2 separate regions of the Mus musculus genome follow, and region 1 is linked to region 2. The links are chromatin contacts, found by Hi-C or POLR2A ChIA-PET in ENCODE. All regions are on one chromosome and are shown on one strand. Each heading gives the region's core, a stretch centred on a gene start or an enhancer-like site at or near the end of the contact. The rest is flanking DNA. Distances are from core to core; before and after follow the strand shown.

Region 1 (3,594 bases), core at 881-3,380, 64 kb before region 2:
AGCTGTCTGATCCCTGCTTCTGTTTTTCACTTAACACGTTGTCAAACATGGCTTGTAAAACAGTATCTCAGGGCAGCATGCAGCTTTTTAAAAAGACACCAAGTAGCATACTATGAAGTAACGTAGACCTGAGCACAGGCTGATCGCATCGTACAGTCCCAGGGTGTGGGAGACCGAAGCAGAAGGGGAATAAATGGAGGCTATCCTGACAGTGTGAGAGAGTCCTTTCTACAAAAGAAAACCAAAAACCATTTAGTGGCATAGGAAGATGTTTATATATAATATTAAAGAGTATAATATACAACCATCAAACCCAGACATTATTGCATATGCCAGAAAGATTTTGCTGACAGGACCCTGACATAGCTCTCTCTTGTGAGGCTATGCCAGTGCCTGGCAAATACAGAAGTGGATGCTCACAGTCATCGATTGGATGGAACACAGGGCTCCCAGTGGAAGACCTAGAGAAAGTACCCAAGGAGCTAAAGGGGTCTGCAACCGTATAGGAGGGACAACAATATGAACTAACCAGTAACCCCCCAGAGCTGTGTCTCTAGTTGCATATGTAACAGAGGATGGCCTAGTCGGCCATCAGTGGGAGGAGAGGCCCTTGGTATTGCGAAGATCATATGCCCCAGGACAGGGGAATGCCAGGGCCAGGAACCGGGAGTGGGTGGGTTGGGGAGCAGAGCGGGGGAGGGAGGGCATAGGGGGCTTTAGGGATAGCATTTGAAATGTAAATGAAGAAAATATCTAATAAAAAAGTATTAAAGTATTTGTATACAGTAAATAATTCTAGGTATATAAAATTGAGTGTGTATATATAAATACACACTCAGAACAAGGCAAAATATGAAAACGAATACATTAAATTATAATTTTGCTTTATAGTAAAACCATCTTCTTATAGTGGTAACAAATTTGTGTTCCTTTTAAGTTTTCTATATTTTCTGTAATTAAAACATTATGTTCTTATATTAGAAGGAGTAAACAATGTTTTTTTTTTTTTTCAAAATTTTGCGGTGTTTTGTTGTTGTTGTTGTTGTTGTTGTTGTTGTTGTTGTTGTTTGCAAGGTCTTGTGATGGACTTGACAGTGACTGGCCTGACGTCCTCAAGCCAGCTTAGCAGAAACTTTAAGGACAAAGCAGTAAAGTCCCTTGTCTTTAGTCCTAAGAAAGGGCTGCGGGGGAAGCATGAGTGTTTATGGAATTGTGACACTTACAGCAAGGGCATGCAGTAAGTAATTCAGCACACAGCTCGAGTCTTGTGAGGGCCCTGGGGCGATCCTAACAGAAACATCCCTTTCACAGGAGTCTATCTCTTCCCTGAGATAACGTGTTGTAACAAGTGGGTTGCAGGGCTGACTACAGACTCAGGTGTGTTTCTTAGGAAAGTTCTGTCTAGAAGAAAATGACGTAACTCACACACCCGCATAAAGAGCCATGGTCACCTGTATATTTTAAAACACTCCCCTCCCTTCAGTGCTTTAACGTTCTATCACACTCTGGAAATTTTGACATGTCCAGGGTGTACACCATTCCAAGAGAACTTGCCCTAAACCGAAAGAGAATCATAATTCACAGCAGTATGACTTCATCGGTCTACAAATGAGAAAACTGCAGCAGAAAGTAAGTGATTTGCCCAAAATCATAAAAGTTGGAACTAAAACCTTAGGTTTCCTAGTGTTCTCCATCACTCGTCTGTGCAGACACCTCTTAAAACAGCCCCAGAGCACTGTCCTGGGAGCCATTCGAAGGTGTCCTGCCGAGGCCAGGGAGATGGCTCCGTCAGGCAAGTGCATCCGGTGCAAAGTCTGAGAGCCTGAGGTCCGTCCCAGACCCTGGAGTAAAAAGCTGGATGTGGTGACATAATGGGAATGAAGGCCTCTGTCTGTGATGTCAGAGCTAGGGGCAGGGAGGTGGCTGAGACGTGACCTCAGGTTCAACAGGAGACCCTGTCGCAAAAAGACATATAAACAACACTGCAGATGAATCTCAGACATGCATGTGCTCGTGTGTGTACACACACACATGATAAGTTCTCATCAGCATCCCTTCACCTGTCGAGTAGTAGTCCATATTAACGTGGAAAGGAGCCCCTATGGGACACAGACACTAAACTAGACAGATGATGACATAATACAGTGCTAATCTGTTTCCTACAATAGAACACAGCATACGGAGAAAGGTGCTGGCAGAGATCGTTGGTTTGGGGCTTTGAGGAAGAGAGGAGCTACCTGTACCTTCTCCCTCGGATATGTGTAATTATTTAAAAAAAAATGTACATGGTTATACTACACTGTGTTCAACCCCCACAGACACTCATACCACTGGAAAGGAACTTAATTTACTTTCCAACTTAATGAAGCAATTTTGCTTAGTGGGTAGGGCTTTGGATTCATACTGCCTCTGTCTAAATCCTGGCACTGTCATCAGCCTTGCCTCAGTACAACCAAATGTACAGTTATTTTCAGGATTTAAAGAAAGAAGCTCAAACATGCAGCACCGAAGTTGAATCCATGTCACTTAAGCCTTCATTTTTCCCTTTAAGCTAAAAAGAAGGTATGTAGGGGCGGGGGGGGGGGTGCTTTATTACAGGACAGAAAGGAAACCGATCCTGGTTCTCCAGACAAAGCCATCCCGATTCCTGTATGACCCACTCCTAATGTTTATCACCAAGGTAGCAGAAGTCCTGAGGCCCCTGGGGTTTGGGCACTGAAGGCCCTTCTCCCTGCCGCTGAGGCCAGATGGGAACACAGGCGTTCACAGGTCAGGCGAGGATCCTATGTTCTTGACTTAAGATGGTGGTTCACGGGAGCTTTTTCTGTGTGCATTTTGCATAAAGAAACACATGGAAGGAGCTAAAGAGATGGCTCGGTGGCTTAGAGCCCTTGCTGCTCTTGCAGACGACCCAACCAAGTTCATTTCCCAGCCCCCACTTCAAGTGTTGGCTTACAAACACCCAACAGTACATCTAGTTCCGGGGGAGCCAACTCATTCTTCTGGGCTCTATAAGCATCTGCATACATGTGGTATAAGCAAACACATACATAGAAAATAATTATCTATATCTATCCATTTATTTATTTTGAGGCAGGGTCCCTCTATGTTGCCCCAGCTGTTCTGGAGCACTGAAAACCAGGCTAGCCTCAAACTCACAGAGATCCATCTGCCTCTGCCTCGCAAGTGCTAGGATCAGAGACATGTGCCACTATGCCAGAGTTCACATTTAATTTTCTTTTAGAGAAATGCATAGTGTACTACTAAGCTAGAGCAGTTAGCCTTTCTAGACAATACCCAAGTTTAACTCATCCGCTGCCTTACAAGTGGCAGGAGAAGCATGAGCAGTTAGCACTCAGACTCTCCTTCAGCCAGCTTTTCTCTGAGATGCTCTTGCTGGTAACAATACTCTACTCCTGTCAGTCCCAGGACCTGGAAAGCCATTTCATTTCATGTTTTGCTACCCTGCTCCAAATTTCTGGCTTTAAAGTTTCCTGTGGGAACACAGGGCATGTTTTGTAAACAAAAACTCTAAATCTGTTGCTGAGGACATCCCAGACTAAAAATAGCACCATTACTGGACTGTAGATGAAA
Region 2 (3,474 bases), core at 750-3,249:
GAAGGGGAGTGTGTCCTCCTTGTCCTTAATGACTTTCAAATACCTTCAGCCAAAACAGTGTGCAGAAGTGGCAAATACAGGGTCCACTATCAAATATCATCATGTAACTGTGTCCGGATTAGATACTTAATATGTCTTTTGGTGTTTTGTTTTGTTTTTTTAAGGACCAGCAGCCAGTAGCACTGTCAGGTATGGTTAAATAGAGGAATAATTTGTCCTCAAGAAAGACCAATAAATGGTAGAGCCTAGACATCTAAAGCATTGGGGTAAGGCACTGTCGTATAGAGTGGAATGAGATGAGGGAGTTAAGAAATTAGAGGGGAGGGGATAGTAAGAGTACACTTGGAGGGTAGACTGGAATAGCAGAAACTGACAGAGACGATAGAACTTTTAGACAGAAGTGTGTTAGAGCGAAGGAAACCCATCTCCCCCGCTTACCACCCCAGGAAGGGTGAAGCTTCTGTCCGTGGCCAACCCTACCTATGAACCAGATACAGACGAGCCAGCAAGCAATGGCTTGCTCGATGAAGACTTCACTGTGTGGCTACGGACAGCTTGGCTCAGGCCCTGCCAGGAATGCTGTGAGCTGTGCGCTCCACATGTGTACTCTTCCTCTCTTCGGATCAGAGCCAGCCAGTGGGAGTTGATGTCTTAGTAACAGACATATGGGCCAAGTTAGGAGACATATGTTTGAATAACAGATTGTGATTTTTTTTCCCTTCAAATTCAAAAATACAAATGTGACTCTTGATTTAAAAAAAAAAAAACGTAGATTTAACTATAAAGTGTAACTAAGCCTTATCTTTAAGAAGTTATAAATTTACACGTAATTTATATTAACTGTGGTCTTCAGAGCTCATGTCTCCAAAGCAGGTAGATTTCTTAGGCAGGCTCACACTCAGCTTTGAATCAGCCACCCAGTTAAGCACGCGCACCTCTTACAGCATGCCAGGGTTACTGGCTGAGATTGTTCTAGAGGACACCCAGCAGGCCAGAGCTGCTCCACACGGACTGTTCACTTGTGTAGTCTCCCTAGCTCCCAGTGAGGTTGAATGAGAAACTCCTGTTTCTCTTTTCCCCCAGGACTGAGCAAATGTTCTTCCCCTAAACTCTCTCCCTAGTCCCGGGATAGAAAACCACAGTGTGAAATTTCTTCTCTCTCTCCTCCATTTCTTCTCTCTCCTAGAGCAGGTTTGTAGAACTCTCCAATGGGAAAGTAGAGCTGCTCCTCTGTGGGATCCCTGCTGACTGACATCCCTGTCCTATCCACCTTTGCTTTCTCTTGCAGTGGTTGCTTTAAAACAGGGATAGAACGTTGCCTGGTGACTGTCTCTCAAGTTGAATCTCCTGACCCCACAGACCTGTGTCGACCATAACAGTAAAGTAGAGGAGAGATGGCACAGACTGAACAATGCTGCCCTCTCCCTTGGCTGTAATGAGTCTGGGATGGGAATGACGAAAGGAAGCCATACCCTAAAAGCGATACACTGTTTCTATTCTCCTCTCTGGACATGCTAAGTCTCCTCCATGATTCTGCTAACAGCCACACTTGGCCGCTGATTGGAAGCTGATTGTACACAGCTTCAATGCTGAGTGTCACCCCCTGCTTGCACTCCCCCTGTGTGATGGCTTAAGAAGTAAACCTGGCCTGCAGCATCACTCTCTCCTACTGGAAGGGAAAAGGGGGGGTCTGGAGGTGAGGATAGGACTCTTTCAGCTGATCTAGGAGAGAACACAGGTAAGGCAGCACTGGAAGATAAAAGACCAAGTGATAATGAAGGGAGAGAGAGAGAGAGAGAGAGAGAGAGAGAGAGAGAGAGAGAGAGAGAGAGAGAGGTTTGTTCCTAACATAGTTCCTTGTGCCTTTAAATAGTTCATTGCCAAGAGATTGGAAGCCCTTTAAGGGCTTGGCTGGGAAATGCCTCTGTCGTCTGTGTTGCTATGAGAAGGCTTTGTTTGTTTATTAGTTTCATTTACAAAAGGCACCAGATGTTCAAAACCCTCAGGCCACAAGCCCCATGAAGATGATATCATTACAATGCTACATAGCAAGCCCACTTCAAACACTTTCTCACAGGCAACAGGACACTGACTTTTCAAAACCATGACAAGCACCCTGCTTTTAGATTTAGAGTTCTCACCAAAAAATGTTTCTGTGTTCATCCTGAGGCTTTATTTATTGTTCTTACTCCTCGGAAGGAATTTTCTCTGTTGAAGGGACTCAAGCCTTATCCAGTTAAGGAACTTGGCCTTTTCTGAGTCTTCTGGTTCACGAATAAAGCCTCAGGTTTGCTGTGAACGAACGCTGTCTCTATCCTTTGTGCTACCTTGGACTCATCAAAGGGAATTAGATTATCTGTTCACTAGCCAGCTATTGACAAGTCACCCAGATCTATTTGTGTCCACATCTTCTCTCTACACTACAGCTATGTTGAAGAGAGCCTTGTTATGACTAATTTTATTCTAGCAAGATAGAGTTTTATTTGACTGCGTGGAAACACATGAAACAGAATAATCACCTGGGTTGGTTTTCTTTTGTCTGTGAAAAAGATCAATTTTATATAACTTAATTTAGTGTGTTTGCATATGCTATGGTATAAATGACAAATACTGAGCCAGGTCCTTAACAGATCTTCTTAGACTTTCCAGTAACCATGTTCCAAGGAGAAAAGTCCATTGTCCTTTCCACTCTGACATGGATCGGGGGAGGAGGCCTTTTCTTGGGGCTGACTTACACAGTGACGGGGGCACTGACGCTGTTGGCCTCTTTTGCCATCCTGACGATTCACTTGATGCTGAAAAGGAGTAAACTGAATTTCCTGTAGAGGTGGTGTCCAGATTTAAAGAGAAGAAGAGCAGAAGGCAGCAGCAGACAATGGAGTGATAGACCCAAAGATCCCTGGCAAAGCTTGAAGAGTTCCTGAGCCACCTCAAGGAGGAGTGCTGGATTGATGGAATCCAATATAATCCTAACTACAAGGATAAATGACGAGGTTCCCAGAGTGTGTGTGGGGGGGGGGGGAGGAGGAGCAAATAAAAAAATATATGTACAGTAAAATGTTCTTGGAATAAAGATGAGAAATGTTTTTGAACTCTAGACCAAGTGTTAAGAATCAGTTTGGAGTCCTTGTACCTCAGAGTGGGTGAGTTCCCTGGGGGTCTGCTCTCAAGGCAAGAGCAAGTGAGCCAAAACTGAGTCCTTTTAGCCATCCAGTCAGGCTCAGGCTGGTGGCTGGCTGGATGACGTTATAGACTTCCAAAGACCAACTGTTGAGCTGAGCAACAGAACTGAGTCACAACCAACTTCTTCTGTTTAGACCAAGCAGTGCTTAGCCACCTCCCGAGTATCCAAACTAAAATACACCAAAAAAGCAAGTTTCTTTCATGTTACCCAAGATAAAAAGCATTAGGAGTGAGACCTCCGCTATCATGGGTCACATGCACGCTCCCAGGAAGGGCCTGTCCCAGTCAGCA

What was found. A loop is a pair of places that touch in the nucleus more often than their neighbours do. ChIA-PET counts read pairs that join two places held with the same protein, here RNA polymerase II (POLR2A).
Region 1: a loop to region 2 is called in a map of v-Abl transformed pro-B cells, with 1.9 times the contacts of the local background. The contact joins the promoter of 4921517D16Rik here to the enhancer-like site in region 2. A Hi-C loop is called at or near these places in 2 of 37 maps with a recorded cell type or tissue (heart and v-Abl transformed pro-B cells). POLR2A ChIA-PET finds 5 or more read pairs at or near these places in 1 of 5 experiments (Patski).

The regions. Positions count from the first base shown.
Region 1 is chr16:57,330,181-57,333,774 of GRCm38, reverse strand. It overlaps 4921517D16Rik (a long non-coding RNA gene), which reads right to left and starts at 2,130. Exons shown (of 4, transcript XR_001781913.2): 1 at 1,671-2,130; 2 at 1-228. The region is part of intron 1 of Cmss1 (cms small ribosomal subunit 1); the gene reads left to right.
Region 2 is chr16:57,265,761-57,269,234 of GRCm38, reverse strand. It overlaps Tmem30c (transmembrane protein 30C), which reads left to right. Exons shown (of 8, transcript NM_027651.1): 8 at 2,641-3,096. The coding sequence ends at 2,825. Among named protein-coding and RNA genes, the nearest start is that of Gm26800, 12 kb to the left of the region's middle. Within about 2 kb of position 1,999, at least 2 of the 3 ENCODE cell types and tissues checked have a DNase peak (open chromatin) inside an H3K27ac peak, as active enhancers do; they include heart, where a contact is called at or near this core.